2 separate regions of the Homo sapiens genome follow, and region 2 is linked to region 1. Evidence: read pairs that join two places in POLR2A ChIA-PET (ENCODE). Cell type or tissue: B cell. All regions are shown on one strand.

Region 1 (8,000 bases):
CGCTTGAACACGGGAGGAGGAGTTGCAATGAGCCAAGATCACATCACTGCATTGCACTCCAGCCTGGGAGACAAAGCGAGACTCTGTCTCAAAAACAAACAAACAAACAAAAAACGTGGCCAGGCACGGTGGCTCAGGCCTGTAATCCCAGCACTTTGGGAGGCCGAGGCGGGCGGATCACGAGGTCAGGAGATCGAGACCATCCTGGCTAACATGGTGAAACCCCGTCTCTACTAAAAATACAAAAAATTAGCCAGATGTGGTGGCGGGTGCCTGTAGTCCCAGCTACTCAGGAGGCTGAGGCAGGACAATGGCATGAGCCCAGGAGGCGGAGCTTGCAGTGAGCCAAGATCGCTCCACTGCACTCTAGCCTGGGCCACAGAGCGAGACTCCGTCTCAAAAAACAAAAACAAAAACAAAAACAAAACAAAACAAAAAAAATGAGAATTAGCCAGGCATGGTGGCGCGTGCCTGTAATCCCAGCTACTCAGGAGGCTGGGGCAAGAGAATTGCTTGAACCCAGGAGGCGGAGGTTGCAGTGAGCCGAGATCCTGCTATTGCACTCCAGCCTGGGCGACAGAGCAAGACTCCGTTTCAAAAAAAAAAAAATTAGCCAAGCGTGGTGGCAGGCGCCTGTAATCCCAGTGACTCAGGTGGCTGAGGCAGGAGAATCACTTGAAGCTGGAAGGTGGAGGTTGCAGTGCGCTGAGATCGTGCCACTGTATTCCAGCCTGTGTGAAGAGTGAGACTCCGTCTCAAAAAATAAAAGAAATAAAAAAATTTGGCCGGATGCGGTGGCTCACGCCTGTAATCCCAGCACTTTGGGAGGCCGAGGTGGGCGGATCACAGGGTTAGGAGTTCAAGACCAGCCTGGCCAATAGGGCGAAACCCCGTCTCTACTAAAAAATACAAAAATTAGCCGGGCGTGCTGGCACACGCCTGTAGTCCCAGCTACAGGCTGAGGCAGGAGAATCGCTTGAACCCAGAAGGCAGAGGATGCAGTGAGCTGAGATCGCACCACTGAACTCCAGTCTGGATAACAGAGTGAGACTCTGTCTCAGCAAAAAAAAAAAATAAATAAAATTAAAAAATTTAAAAAGAAACCTAGAAGTCATAAAATATTAAAAAATCTGATTACATAAAAATCAAAAACTCTGCATGAAAAAATATATAATTAAAAGAACAGTGGGCCGGGCACAGTGGCTCACACCTGTAATCCTAGCCCTTTGGGAGGCCAAGGTGGGCGCATCACGAGGTCAGGAGATCGAGACCATCCTGGCCAACGTGGTGAAACCCCGTCTCTGCTAAAAATACAAAAATTATCTGGGTGTGGTGGCAGGTGCCTGTAATCCCAGCTACTCAGGAGGCTGAGGCACAAGAATCTGTGGAATCTGGGAGTCGGAGGTTGCAGTGAGCCAAGATCGTGCCACTGCACTACAGCCTGGCAACACAGCGAGACTGTGTCTCAAAAGGGAAAAAAAAAATAAAAAGAACAGTGACAAATTGGCGAAAATATGTATAACACATATCACAGCCATAGGACAAATTTCCTTAATATATAAAAAAAAGTGTAAGTCAATAAGAAAAAGACTGTAAACCTAAAAAAGAAATGGGCAAACAATACACAGTTGTCCCTCAGTATCCATTGGGGATTGGCTCCAGGACCCCTACACAGAAACCAAAATCCACAGATGCTCTAGTCCCTTATATAAAGTGACACAGTATTTGCATGTAACCTATGCACATCCTGCCATATACTTTAAATCATCTCTAGATTATTCACAGTACCTGATAAATGTAAATACTATGTAAATAGTTATACTATATTGGTTTTTTATTTGTATTATTTGTTATTGTATTGTTATATTTTGGTTTTTCCCTGAATATTTTTTGAATTTAATTTCATTTTATTTTTTGGTATTTAAAAAAAATTTTTTACTTCCGTAGGTTTTTGGGGAACAGGTGGTGTTTGGTTACATGAGTAAGTTCTTTAGCAGTGATTCATGAGAATTTTTCCTGAATATTTTTGTGGTTGGTTTAATCCACAGATGGGGAACCTGAGGATATGGAAGGCTGACTAAGAGATGGTTCATAAGCGGCCTTAAAAATATAAAATGAGGCCGGGCACGGTGGCTCACGCCTGTGATCCCAGCACTTTGGGAGGCCAAGGCAGGCAGATCACCTAAGATCAGGAGTTCAAGACCAGCCTGGCCAACATGGTGAAACCCCATCTCTACTAAAAATACAAAAATTAGCTGGGTGTGGTGGCGTGCACCTGTAATGCCAGCTACCCAGGAGGCTGAGGCAGGAGAATCGCTGGAACCTGGGAGGCACAGGCTGCAGTGAGCCGAGATGGCACCAATGCACTCCAGCCTGGGCGACAGAACAAGACTCCATCTCAAAAAAAAAAAAAAAAAAAAAAATGACAGGCGCAGTGCCTCACGCCTGTAATCCCAGCACTTTGGGAGGCCGAGGTGGGTAGGTCACAAGGTCAGGAGATCAAGGCTATCTTGGCCAACATGGTGAAACCCCATCTCTACTAAAATACAAAAAATTAGCCGGGCATGGTGACGCATGGCTGTAATCCCAGCTACCTGGGGGGCTGAGGCAAGGGAATCACTTGAACCCGGGAGGCGGAGGTTGCAGTGAGCTGAGATCATGCCACTGCACTCCAGCCTGGCGACAGAGCAAGGCTCCGTCTCAAAAAAAAAGAAAGAAAGAAAGAAAGAAAGAAATGGCTGTGCATGGTGGCTCACGCCTGTAATCCCAGAACTTTGGGAGGCCGAGGTGGGTGGATCACCTGAGGTCAGGGGTTCGAGACCAGCCTAGCCAACATGGCAAAGCCCCACCTTTACTAAACCTACAAAAATTAGCTGAGCCTGGTGGCACATGCCTGTAATCCCAGGTACTCGGGAGGCTGAGGCAGGAGAATCCCTTGAACCCAGGAGGCAGAGGTTGAAGTGAGGCAAGATTGCACCACTACACTCCAGCCTGGACGACAAGACTCCGTCTCAAGAAAAAAAAAAAAAACAATCAATAGAATGCCATTAAAATGAGTGAGGTGGAGGCCGGGTGCTGTGGCTCACGCTTGTAATCCCAGCACTTTGGAAGGCCGAGGCGAGCAGATCACAAGATTGAGACCATCCTGGCTAACAAGGTGAAACCCCATCTCTACTAAAAATACAAAAAATTAGCACAGCATGGTGGCATGTGCTTGTGGTCCCAACTACTTGGGAGGCCGAGATGGGAGGATCACTTGAGCCTGGGAGGTTGAGGCTGTGATCACGGTGAGCTGTGATCGTGTCACCACACTCCAGCCTGGGCGAATGATGTTTTTAAATGAAGTGGAATGCGGTCAGATGAGAATGAAAGAACACCCTTCATCTGAGTGCTCTTGCCAGTGCAGTGCGGTGCCTGACGCTAAGCACTTCAATCTCCACTGTCACCACTCATGGACCTAACAGGCCACTCCTCTTTAGAGATTAGGAAGTGAGAGTGGGAAGCCAGCACCCAAAGCAAACACAAGGCAAACGGGCACACGTGACCCCTTGTGCCAGCAGCAGCAGACCTCAGGAGGGAGGAAGGAGCCAGGTCTCTGCACTGCTCCGGCTGCCCGAGCTCCCTTACATCCCACCACAAACTCTGGAAGACTGCTCTGTGCAGGAAAGCAGAACTGGGGGCCAGCTTGCTTGCCTGTAAGCCCCACCATGTCTTCCAAAAAATCACCAGCACCTCATCTTCCTGCAACTCCAGCGATCGGCCAGAGGAAGGCTATGTGCCCCTGGAGGCTGTGGGCAGTGCCAACAGTATTAACACACACGGAGGGAGAAGGACCTTCTGCCTCAGTCCAGAAGCCGAGTGTGAGCACACGCTCAGGAACAGGCTCATAGGGCCTAGCCAGAGCTGACCTTGGCAGGTACTTTTGCTCCCTTCTTGGTAAGTAAAATGGGATTATTCAGGGGCTCAGACCCACCACTTCACCAGCTTAAGTGCTACCAGTACTAACAGCTTCACGTATTTAAATCATACCCCAGGCCCCTCCCCAACACACAAAAAAGAAATGTAAAATTACAGAGAAGCATTAAAATGTCATCTACCTGGAAAGAATAACAGAAACCTAGAAGTTCAGAAACAGGTCTCATTTCATATTCCTGCAGCAGAAGGATATTTAGGATATTTGGCAAGGGTGCAAGTCAGGGTCAGGATGGGTCTCTGGGAAGCCAGGGCTGCCTGAGGCAGGTGGCTGTGAGGCCTGTCTGGGCAGGGAGGTCAAGGCTAAGTATCTCCTTGGAAACTGGTCCAAGGTTTGCTTGGTGATTGATCAGGAAGAACAGGGGTGGGGCCCATATTATGTGAGGTGTTTGATCCACAAGGGATCCTGATCTTTGCAGGAAGCCTTGCTGGTGGAATCTAGGACTTCAGGGGTGGTAACTTCATCTGCCCTGGGGTGGTTATTCGGTTCAGGTCAAGGACATTGACCACAGGATTCCAGCAGCAGAAAACATGTGGGTTAGACACTTGGGTGCTACTCGGGCCTGAAAAAAACACCTTAATTGGAGCTGGCTCTCAAAGCCTCCTCCCCAGCTCTCCATGTGGGAGAGGATATGGAAGTGGGTCACAATCTTCTAGCTGAAACAGCGTCACTGCGGGCTCCAATCACACTTGAAGATGTCCAGGTGCACTGAGTGACCTGGCCTCCTCGCTGTGCAGGCCTTGCCTTCCTAATCAGATGCTGGATGCTGCTGCCCCGCCCCTCAGCTTGAAGGGCCAGCTGATTAGCACCGGGAGTGCCACATACAGTGACATGACAAGGGCTGGTGAAAATAACATCGCACAAGGATATGCCTCGCTGTCCTGGCACCCTCCTCTCACTCCAAATGTGAGTGGCTGCCTCTGCCAGCCCTTTGCCCTCTCTACCCAGCCCTGGCTGGAGGGAGAGAGGAACACTGTGTGCTTTCACATGAACTGCTTGCTAGACCTCCCTGACCTTGGTCTTTGAAGAGAGCTGAAGGCCTGGTGCTTGGGGAAGAAAGAACCCTGCCCCCACTCTAATCTGTATATATTGACCCAAAATGGGGGCCAGAGGACATAGGTGTCCATGTGCATCAGTTCCCCCAGGAACCCCATGAGCACTGTGGAGAGCCCGCCTGCCACCATATGCCTGCTTTCCAAAGTTGGCAGCGAGAGACGTGTCGGGCAGGAAGAGAACTCTGCAGAGACAAGGTCTGGCGCCTGTTACATAAGAAGTGCACCGTGTTAATGGCAGAACTTCAAAATCCACAGCCCCAAGCAAAAACTTTGAAAAGAAATCCTCAATATGAGCATTTCTCCCTGACTGAAACTCAAGTTAACAGTCAAAGGGTTAAGGCTTTAAGTGGGAAGGGAGTTCTTGCTAACCATGGCTCCTGAGGTGTGCACTGTTTCTCAAGATGTCCATACCAAGTACAGCTTTTGTTACAGGACACGGAAGGGCTCTAATTGTTTCACTCTTCCCTTGCTCTTCTGGAAAGCCAACCCAGCCCCCCACCTTAATGTCCACTCAGGGCAGGTAGCCACTGGGGCCAGTGTGCATCTGGAGATCATGTCCTGACTCTCCTCCTAAGAGTTCAAAGCACTCTCATCAAATCATTCTTTCTTCATTCACACGATCCCAACTATATAATAAGCCTTTTGGTCCTAGACTAAGAGCTTGGTATGGGGAAGAACTTTTTTTTTTTTCTTTTTTTTTGAGACAGAGTCTCACTCTATTGCCCAGGCTGGAGTGCAATGGTGCAATCTCAGCTCACTGCAACCTCCGCCTCCAGCGTTCAAGCAATTCTCCTGCCTCAGCCTCCCGAGTAGCTGGGACTACAGGTGCGTACCACCACGCCAGGCTAATTTTTTGTATTTTTAGTAAAGACGGGGTTTCACCATGTTAGCCAAGATGGTCTCAATCTCCTGACCTCGTGATCCGCCTGCCTTGGCCTCCCAAAGTGCTGGGATTACAGGCGTGAGCCACCACGCCCGGCTGGGGAATAACTATTTTTGTCCTGCTTGCCACGATATTCCTAGTACCTATGATGGTGTCCAGATTGTAATAAAGCCTTAATAAATATTTGTTAATTGAATCAATGAGTCATTAGAAGGAAGGAGGGGAGGGAGGGAGGAGTAATGGAAGACAACCACCACTTCTTGGTGTCTCTGTGATCCTGGCTTATAAAAAACATCAGAACCAAGATTAGAAACCAAGCCCTTTAACTCCCTCTTGGCCCTGCCATTGGGGGTCCTCAATCATGTTATGATGCACAGAACACATACCTGTTTACAGAAGTTTCTACACTACAACACAACCATGAAAAATGGAGCCACAGGTATGACCCTCAATCCTTAAGAAACTTCAAAAGGGGAGAACAATGTTTTTGTCCAGCTATTCCCCCACAGAAGGACACCCTTCCCTCTGGGGACTGTTGTCTTTCCCTTTTTAACAAGGCTTCATGGAAGACCAGAGCATAATAGGTCTTTAATAACTGAGTATAACAGTAGTTGGTGCTCAGTTCCCTTTCATAAAAGAAGTTCAAAAGCACTTTGGCTCAAACACCACCATGCCCCTGGGAACTACGAAGGTACAAGTATCATTATCCCCATTTACAGTCAGGGAAAGTAAAGCAAAGGGAGGCTACTTAGCTTGCCCAGGGTCAGACAAGACAGGGAAAGGGCCTAGGATTCAAACCCTTTGGAGCAGCCAGCAAGTTAACTCTGACTACCCTAAGAGTATCACCTACATTGGGCTTAAGGGAGGCTTTTCTTTCTTCTCTATGGTTTCTGCTGAGAATCAGTATATGACATGGTGCTCAGAGCTCTGCCTGGGAGTCATACTGCCTGGTTTGAATCTGATTCTGTTCCCAACTAGCTCGACCTCAAACACTTTACTTAACTTTTCTAGGCCTCAGCTTCTTAACATACAAAATGGTAATAATGGTACGTATCTCAGAAACCGTGAGGATGAAATGAGACAGTGTATGTAAAATGCCACTATCATTCACTTTCTCATTTTCTAAATGAGCACGTATCATTCTCATAGTAAGAAAACCAGCTACATGAGAAAAAGCTTGCACCCACTCTGCGTTTAGTTTTTACAAATCTACAGATGACATATGACTAGCAGGCATTTCAGATTCTGCCAATAAAATGCCCCAGGACTCTGAAAGTGACCTGCAACACAAGCGTCCTATTTGATTCCCACTAACTTGTGTTGGTCTCTCCAGGTTAGCAGAGCAAGTGGCATCGTGGACAACTGATGGGAGGACCAAAAAGGGATCTGAAAAGCTGGCCAATGGCACCCAGTCTAAAGAGTCCCACTCTGGATTCCTGGTGAGTGGAGCCCCTGGGTTTGAAATGCCATTTCTCTCAGCGCTCTGCTGAGTTACCCAACTCCGCTCAGCCCAGATGAAAGACAACCAATGCTTTCTAGATACCACTGTGTTCCTGATCAAGTAATCAAACAGGAGATGGTCAGAGTTGCCAGTGTGGCCCAACCCTCTATAGAGGGGCCTGGTGATGGCAGGGACTGGCAGAGAAGTAGGGATAGGGTGGGGGTAGGAAAGCTGTCCAGTCAATCTTGGTATACTCTCAACAAAGAAACAGTGATATACATGTATGTGTGTCGCTGATGCATTTATGAAGAATGGCTGCAAAACTCCAAGACTACTTAAGAGTCACTGCCAAGATAAGAAGCTTTAACTCACACAGAGAGGAGCAGAGAACACAGACATTCCACTGTAGACGACAAGCTGCTAAGCACTGGCAACATTCATTCATTCAACTCAAGAAATGTTTGCTGATGACTTAGGGACTCGGAAAAAAGGAAGCTCAATAAAATGCAGGACACACAGACACACATACCAGGACTGTCATCAACCTAGCTGATGCTTCCCTCATCTTCAGGGGACCAGGCCAGAGAAATAAGGAACCTGATGGGAAGAAACTCAATACTCTGGCTGGCCTCAAAAACCTCCCAGGAC
Region 2 (8,000 bases), 410 kb after region 1:
GCTTTCCCTCCTGTTAGTGGATAAACTGTCCTTGATCCTCTCCTAGCCCAGCCCTTGCTCCCTGCATTCCATGCCCTCTCAAGAACTTGTTGAACATTTACCCCCTTCTCTTTTACATCATCAGTTTCTCTCCTGGATTATTCCTGCCAGCATGCAAACATGTCACCAGTTGCAAAAGTTTTCTGTACTTATTACGTCCTACTTGCCTACCTCCCATTCTTTTTTTTTTTTTTTTTGAGATAGAGTCTCACTCTGTCACCCAGGCTGGAGTGCAGTGGCACGATCTGAGCTTACTGCAACCTCTACCTTCCGGGTTCAAGTAATTCTCCTGCCTCCTGAGTAGCTGGGACTACAGGTGAACGCCACCACACCGAGCTAATTTTTGTATTTTTAGTAGAGACGGACGGGGTCTCACCATGTTGGCTAGGCTGGTCTTGAACTCCTGACCTCAGGTGATCCACCTGTCTCAGCCTCCCAAAGTGCTGGGATTACGGGTGTGAGCCACCGCTCCAGGCCCCATTTTTTCTTTTCATTATTTCCTATCCTCATTCTTGCTGGAACTCATCTAGTCAGACTCTTGTTCTCCCCTCACCACCAAAGCTGCTCTTATCAGAGTCACAAAAGCTCTTCTTGATGATAGATTCAGTGCATTTTCTCAGTCCTCATCTTACTGAATGTCTCTGGCATTTGACACAGTTGTCTGCTCTTCATGGGACACTTTCTTCTCTTGGCTTCTTTTCCTTGAACCTTTCCAGCTGCTCCATCATGGTCTGTGGACACAGACCTTGGCTATTTCTATATGTTTCTCTGTTCCCCCTTCCATTTTTGTACTGATGATGAAGATAATGATAACTCATATATTGAGCATGTATTACATGTATTAATACACATAAACCTTTTACATGTTTTGACTCATTGAGTCCTCACAACACCCCTCTTCTGTGAGGTAGGTATTGCTTATTCCCTTTTCACATACTTTCCCAGTGTAACACGGCTACTCAGCGGGAGAGCCAGAGCCAGTCCCAGGGAGTCATTCTGTCTGCAAACCTCTGCCCTGCCTCGCCTTCTGCTGACTCTCAGGTGTCCTCTCTCTCCAGCCTGGGCCCCTACCCTGAGCTCTAGATGCTGATGATACACAACTACTGCCTGACATCCAAATCACTGGCAGGCACCTTACATTTAAATCATTTGAACTGGAGCAGCTAGCTCAGGCCACAAATCCAAGTCACCTTTAGTTTCTCTTTTTCTTCACATCCCATGATCAGATCATCAGTAGATCCTGTTTGCTCTCCCTGTAAAACATATCCTGACTCCATCTCTTTTCACCACCTTTGCTGCTAATAACCTGGTCCAAGCCACCACAGTGCTGGACAGTGCTGTGACAGCCTCATGACCATTCTTCTTATTTCCATAGTTCCTCCTGAGTCCCACAGAGAATAATGTTTTTAAAACATATCCCAGCTCTAAACCATCCAGCAGTTTCCATTAGAATAATATCCCCAGACCTTACCATGGTCTATAAGGCCATCTGTACTCCATTTGCTACCTGATTACATCTGATGCATCTCCTACCCGTCTCCCTACTCTGCCATTCCATCCACACAAGTTTTCTTGCTTTTCCTGAAATATGTGGTGCCCCTTTCCATTTCAGGACCTTGGCACTTGCTGTTACTATGAATTTGAGTAGAATAACCCCTGCCAAAGACCTCTGCCTGCTTAACCTACTCAGTCTAGAAGTCTGTCTCCCATTCTTCTCCCTGGTAGTCTCTAACCCTATCTTTATCTTTCTTCATACTAGTACTCGCCACTAAAATCCATCTATATTTTGTTTACTCTTTATCATCTCTGTCTCCTTTGTCAATGGAACCCTTGTCTTATTGACCACTAGCATTTGGCACATAGTAGGAGCACAAAAGGTATTTGCTGAGTGGATGGATGGATAATGGTTTAAAAATCATGCTCTGGATTGCCTGGGCTCAAGTCTCATTTTTAGCATTTGCTTAACCTCTTTCTTTCTCTTTAACATGAGGCTAACTATATAGTACCATCTTTATTTTTTTGTTTTGTTTTGTTTTTTGTTTTTTTATTGAGACAGAGTCTTGCTCTGTCACCTAGGCTGGAGTGTGTGACACGATCTTGGCTCACTGCAACCTCTGCTGCCCTGGTTCAAGCGATTCTTGTGGCTCAGCCTCCCAAGTAGCTGAGACTACAGGCACACGCCACCACGCCCTACTTATTTTTTTGTATTTTTAGTAGAGATGAGTTTTGCCATGGTGACCAGACTGGTTTCAAACTCCCGACCTCAGGTGATCCGTCCACCTTGGCCTCCCAAAGTTCTGGGATTACAGGCATGAGCCACCACGCCTAGCCTAGTACCATCTTTATAAGGTTATTGAGAAGATTGTAATAATTCATGTTTAACATTAAGAACACTTCCTGATACAAAATAAGCTTAAAAACCGGGGTAGATAGGTAGGAGAGAACATTCTAGTAGAGAGAACAGCCAGTGCTGTGCCTTTATAAATATGGGGCATATTTTGAACTAGTTAGGATTTTTTTTTTTTTTTTTTTTGAGATGGAGTCTCGCTCTGTCGCCCAGGCTGGAGTGCAGTGGCGCAATCTCGGCTCACTGCAAGCTCCGCCTCCTGGGTTCACACCATTCTCCTGCCTCAGGCTCCCGAGTAGCTGGGACTACAGGTGCCCACCACCACACCCGGCTAATTTTTTGTAGTTTTAGTAGAGACGGGGTTTCACCGTGTTAGCCAGGATGGTCTTGATCTCCTGACCTCGTGATCTGCCCACCTTGGCCTCCCAAAGTGTTGAGATTACAGGCGTGAGCCACCGTGCTTGGCCATTAGGATTTCTTATAAACATAAATGTCTACTGAAAAAATTATTATTATTATTATTATTACTGAGACAGAGTTTCACTCTTGTTGCCCAGGCCGGAGTGCAGTGGCGAGATCTTGGCTCACTGCAACCTCTGCCTCCTGGGTTCAAGCAGTTCTCCTGCTCAGCCTTCCGAGTAGCTGGGATTACGGCATGTGCCACCATGCCTAGCTAATTTTTGTATCATTAGTAGAGATGGGGTTTCACCAGTCAGCCAGGCTGGTCTCGAACTCCTAACTCACCCGCCTCGGCCTCCCAAAGTGCTGGGATTGCAGGCATGAGCCACCGCGTCCAGCCAAAATATATTATTTTTTAATGTGCCTTCCGTAATTAGTTTTTGTCACAAAATGAACAGAACGATAGTATGTGAATCTCATTAATTAGCCATTTGTTGTGGGAAATGGTGATGATATACAGTGTCCTTTTTAAAAGCTCGTAAGTAGCCTGGTTTGGGGAGGGGGCCAATTCAATAGATGATGTTGATATTTTGACTATCAATTGTGGTCAAAATGCAGTTAAAGTTTTTTGTTTGTTTGTTTTTGTTGTTGTTTTTGAGATGGGGTCTCGCTGTGTCCTCCAGGCTGGAGTGGAGTGGCACAGTCTTGGCTCACTGCAACCTCCACTTCCTGGGCTCAAGTGATCCTCCCACCTTAGCGTCCCGAGTAACTGGGACTACATATGCCCTCCACTAAGTCCGGCTAATTTTTGTGTTTTTAGCAGAAACAGGGTCTCACTATGTTGCCCGGACTGGTCTCAAACTCCTGAGCTCAAGTGATCCACCCGCCTCTGCCTCCCAGAGTGCTGGGATTACAGGCATGTGCCACCACACCTGGCCCAGTTAAACTTTTTAGATTCATAGGGCTATGGGAAATCTTTTCATGTTAGTTTTGGTTACTAAAGCACAGCCACAGCTGTTAGGGAAGGTCATCCTCATACCTTAACTGTCAGAGTCTGAGAATTTTGTATTCATTGGTAGTTTGACCAGCCTGTCAACTTATTCTTGAAGAAATCCTCAAGATAAAGTATTAACATTTTTTTTCTACCTGATGATTTTTAGGTAAAGCAGCAGCTTTCTCTTTTTGCTATAATAATTCCATGTAATGTATAGTTTTTCCCCGACTCCCCAGCTTTTTGAGACATTTGAAACAGAGAAGCTGAAAAAAAAACTATAATGAACTTTTGTATACCCATACTTATATATTTTTCCTGAATTATGTGAAAATTATAGATATCATGGCAGTTTACCCCAAATACTTCCATGCTTATCTCTTAAAATCAAGAATATTCTTTTTTTTTTTTTTTTTTTTTTTTTTAAGACGGAGTCTCACTCTGTTGCCCAGGCTAGAGCAATGGTGCAATCTCAGCTCACTGCAAACTACACCTCCCGGGTTGAAGTGATTCTCCCGCCTCAGCCTCCCAAGTAGCTGGGACTACAGGCACCTGCTATCATGCCCAGCTAATTTTGTGTTTTTGTAGAGATGGGGTTTCACCATGTTGGCCAGGCTGGTCTTGAACTCCTGACCTCAGGTGATCTGCCTGCCTCGGCCTCCCAAAGTGCTGGGATTACAGGCATGAGCCACTGCATCCAGCCAGGAATATTCTCCTAATACCACTATCCCATCTAGGAAATTTAATACTGATTCAATATTGATTCAATATTATATCATGTACAGTCCATTTTCAAATTTCGTTAATTAAATCAAAAATTAGGAAAGAGAGTGTTTTAATCCAAGATCCAGTCAAGGTTTATATATTTCATTTGGTTATGATTTTTTAAATCTTTCATTATACTGGTATTTTTGAATTGTCTAGGCCACATTCTGATTTGTCTGATTATTTCCTCAGTATTAGATTCAAGTTAAATCTTTTTGTTAAGAATGCTATAAAGGGGCCGGGTGCAGTGGCTCACGCCTCTAATCCCAGCGCTTTGGGAGGCCGAGACGGGTGGATCACCTGAGGTCAGGAGTTCAAGACCAGCCTGGCCAACATGGTAAAACCCCCTCTCTATTAAAAATACAAAATTTAACTGGGCATGGTGGTACACACCTGTAGTCCCAGCTACTTGGGAGGCTGAGGCAGGAGAATTGCTTGAACCTGGGAGGCAGAGGTTATAGTGAGCTGAGATTGTGCCACTGCACTCCAGCCTGGGTGACAGAGCAAAACTCCATCTCAAAAAAAAAAAAAAAAAAAAGCTATGAAGGGGCCAGGCACGTTGGCTCACTCTTGTAGTCCCAGCTACTTGGGAGGCTGAGGCAGGAGGATCACTTGAGCCTGAGAGGTCAAGGTTATAGTGAGCTATGATTGTACCATTGCACCCCAGCCTGGGTGACAGAGGGAGACCCTTTCTCCAAAAAAAAGGAAAAAGATTGCTATAATGGTGATGTTGTGTACTTCCTGTTGCATCACATCAGTAGACATAAAATGTCAGTTTGTCCTATTATCAATAATGTTAAAGTTTGGTAAATTTGGTTAATGTGATGTTTCCCAGCTCTCTGCATTGTAAATATATCATTTCCCTTCTTAAATAGATATCTGGGCATGGACTTTGGATCGTATGCATATCCTGTTTCCCATGCATCTTTTACTCAATTATTTTAGCTTTTTGTTGTTTGTTGCTATTGTTGTTGTTTTTAAGATGGGGTCTCTTGCTCTGTAGCCCAGGCTGGAGTACAGTGGCACGATCTCGGCTCACTGCACCCTCCGCCTCCCGGGCTCAAGTGATCCTCCTACCTCAGCCCCTCTAGTAGCTGGGACTACAGGTGTGTGCCATCACACCTGGATAATTTTTGTATTCTTTTGTAGACATGGGGTTTGGCCATGTTGCCCAGGCCAGTCTGGAATTCCTGGGCTCAAGCAGTTTGCCTGCCTCAGCCTCCCAAAGTGCTGGGATTATAGGCATTGAGTCACTGTGCTTGGCCTATTTTAGTATTTATTATCCTTTCTTGATTCAGTTATTACATCTGGGGTTGCAATATGGTGATTTTCCAATTGCCATTTCTTCTGCATTTATTAGCCACCTTTTTTTTGTTTTTTTGTTTTTCAGATGGGATCTTGCTGTGTTGCCCAGGCTGGAGTGGCTATTCACAGGCCTGATCATAGCGCACTACAGCCTTCAACTCCTGGGCTCCAGGGATCCCAGGGGCTGGGCATGGTGGCTCACACCTGTAATCCCAGCACTTTGGGAGATAATTTAACTTTCTCAGAATTAGAAGGCTAGTAAGAAAAAGTGCCAGGACCCCAAACCCAAGCCTCTTTAGCCTCGAGTAGCTGAAATGAACAGGTGCATGCCCCATGCCTGGTAATTAGCTAGCTTTTAAAAAATTTTTATTTAAAGAAGAGTTTCCCCTTTTTCTCTCCTTCTTTCAGTATCACCATGGAATCATGAATTCTTTCTATATTCAATGTACTGTGCTATTTTTCTGTTGATTTATTGGCCAGTGGGATCCTGTGTCCTTTTGAAATGGCCCCAGTGGTGTTTGAGTTCTTCCATCCTTTCTGACACAAAATATTTCAGACTCACCTTGTACTTTCCTTGCTTCAGACCTGGAAGCAGCTATTTTTTTCAAGGAACCCTGGTTCCTTTCAGTGGCAGTGGTACTTAGAAACCAAGATCTAGGTGCTAAGTATGCTTAAACAATAACCTTTTATAAAAAAACATTGCCTGAGGCCAGGCGCACTGGCTCACATCTATAATCCCAGCACTTTGGGAGGCCGAGGTGGGCGGATCACGAGGTAAGGAGTTCGAGACCAGCCTGGCCAACATAGTGAAACCCTGTCTCTACTAAAAATACAAAAAATTAGCCAGGCACGGTGGCGTGCACCTGTAGTCCCAGCTACTTGGGAGGCTAAGGCAGGAGAATCGCTTGAACCTGGGAGGCAGAGGTTGTGGTGAGCCGAGATCGCATCACTGCACTCCAACCTGGGTGACAGAGCGAGACTCCACCTCAAAAAAAAAAAAATTGCCTGACATTTTGATATTGTATTACCATGTAAGAGGGCTTTCACGTGTTTTTAAAATGGTTCATCTCTTGGTCCTTCCTCTAGTACTGTGTGGGTAGGCAGGTCAAATGCTAAAATCTTTATTTAAAGATGAAGAAGGTGAAGTTTAGAGATAATTTAACTTTCTCAGAATTAGAAGGCTAGTAAGAACAAGTGCCAGGACCCCAAACCCAAGCCTCTTACCAGTTTAATTTTTTTTTCTTTTTTTTCATAACATGTAGTCTCCTAAAAAAGTGTGTTTAGATATCTAGTAAAGCTATGTAGTTGGTTCGTGGTCTTGGTCACTGCCTGCCCATCTAAAGAGAACACTTCCTTTGTGAGAATAACTGACAAACGACCAGAACCATAGAGGATATTTGCATCCTTCTGAGCATTGCTTGGGAGCTCCTTTTGTAATGGAGTTTGCTAAATGGCTTTCAGCAGTGCTTTATGATGCATGGAATGTTTGATGTGGGACTTGGAGAGCTCTGTTTGGAAACAGTGGATAGTCATACTTATACCCTTTGTCTCATGACAGCCTGTAATTGGGTCACTGCTAGGGAACCAAAAGAAGCAGGGCTGGGTGCGGTGGCTCACGCCTGTAATCCCAGCACTTTGGGAGGCCAAGGTGGGCAGATCGTGAGGTCAGGAGTTCGAGATCAGCCTGGCCAACATGGTGAAAACCCATCTCTACTAAAATATAAAAATTAGTCGGGCATGGTGGCGGGCACCTGTAGTCCCAGCTACTGAGGAAGCTGAGGCAGGAGAATCGCTTGAACCCGGGAGGTGGATGTTGCAGTGAGCCAAGATTGCGCCATTGCACTCCAGCCTGGACAATAATAGAGTGAGACTCCATCTCAAAAAAGAAGGAGGAAACCCTGGCAGTAAATCTTAAAATGCTATGCTTATGCTGTAATTTAGTATTGCGCTGTTTGAAGGTCTCTTTCTTAACCCTACTTATTTTATTTTCACTAAAATTCAAGTTTTTCAAATTAACAACCTAAGGAAACTTTTTAGACATTTGTCCCCTATTCTCTGCCCACCATGAGAGTTTAATACCTCAGATATACTACATATCTGTATACTGATTATATTTGTACTTCATATATTAAAAGACTAAGATTTTTTTCATCC

What was found. Peaks named below come from ENCODE experiments on the same cell type or tissue, not always from the same donor. Only the 100,000 strongest peaks of a DNase experiment are listed, where the experiment ranks them.
Region 2: POLR2A ChIA-PET joins it to region 1 with 13 read pairs; 3 of 35 experiments call an interaction of 5 or more read pairs at or near these places.

The regions. Positions count from the first base shown.
Region 1 is chr1:9,897,056-9,905,055 of GRCh38, forward strand. All of the region lies in intron 1 of CTNNBIP1 (catenin beta interacting protein 1), which reads right to left. Among named protein-coding and RNA genes, the nearest start is that of CTNNBIP1, 9.2 kb to the right of the region's middle. RefSeq lists an enhancer at 3,148-3,649. In B cell, no CTCF peak of the experiment used is centred here; a DNase peak (open chromatin) is centred at 3,506; H3K4me3 peaks cover 808 bases; H3K27ac peaks cover 1,089 bases.
Region 2 is chr1:10,310,997-10,318,996 of GRCh38, forward strand. The region is part of intron 22 of KIF1B (kinesin family member 1B); the gene reads left to right. Among named protein-coding and RNA genes, the nearest start is that of PGD, 84 kb to the right of the region's middle. RefSeq lists a silencer at 561-761 and an enhancer at 6,985-7,526. In B cell, no CTCF peak of the experiment used is centred here; no DNase peak of the experiment used is centred here.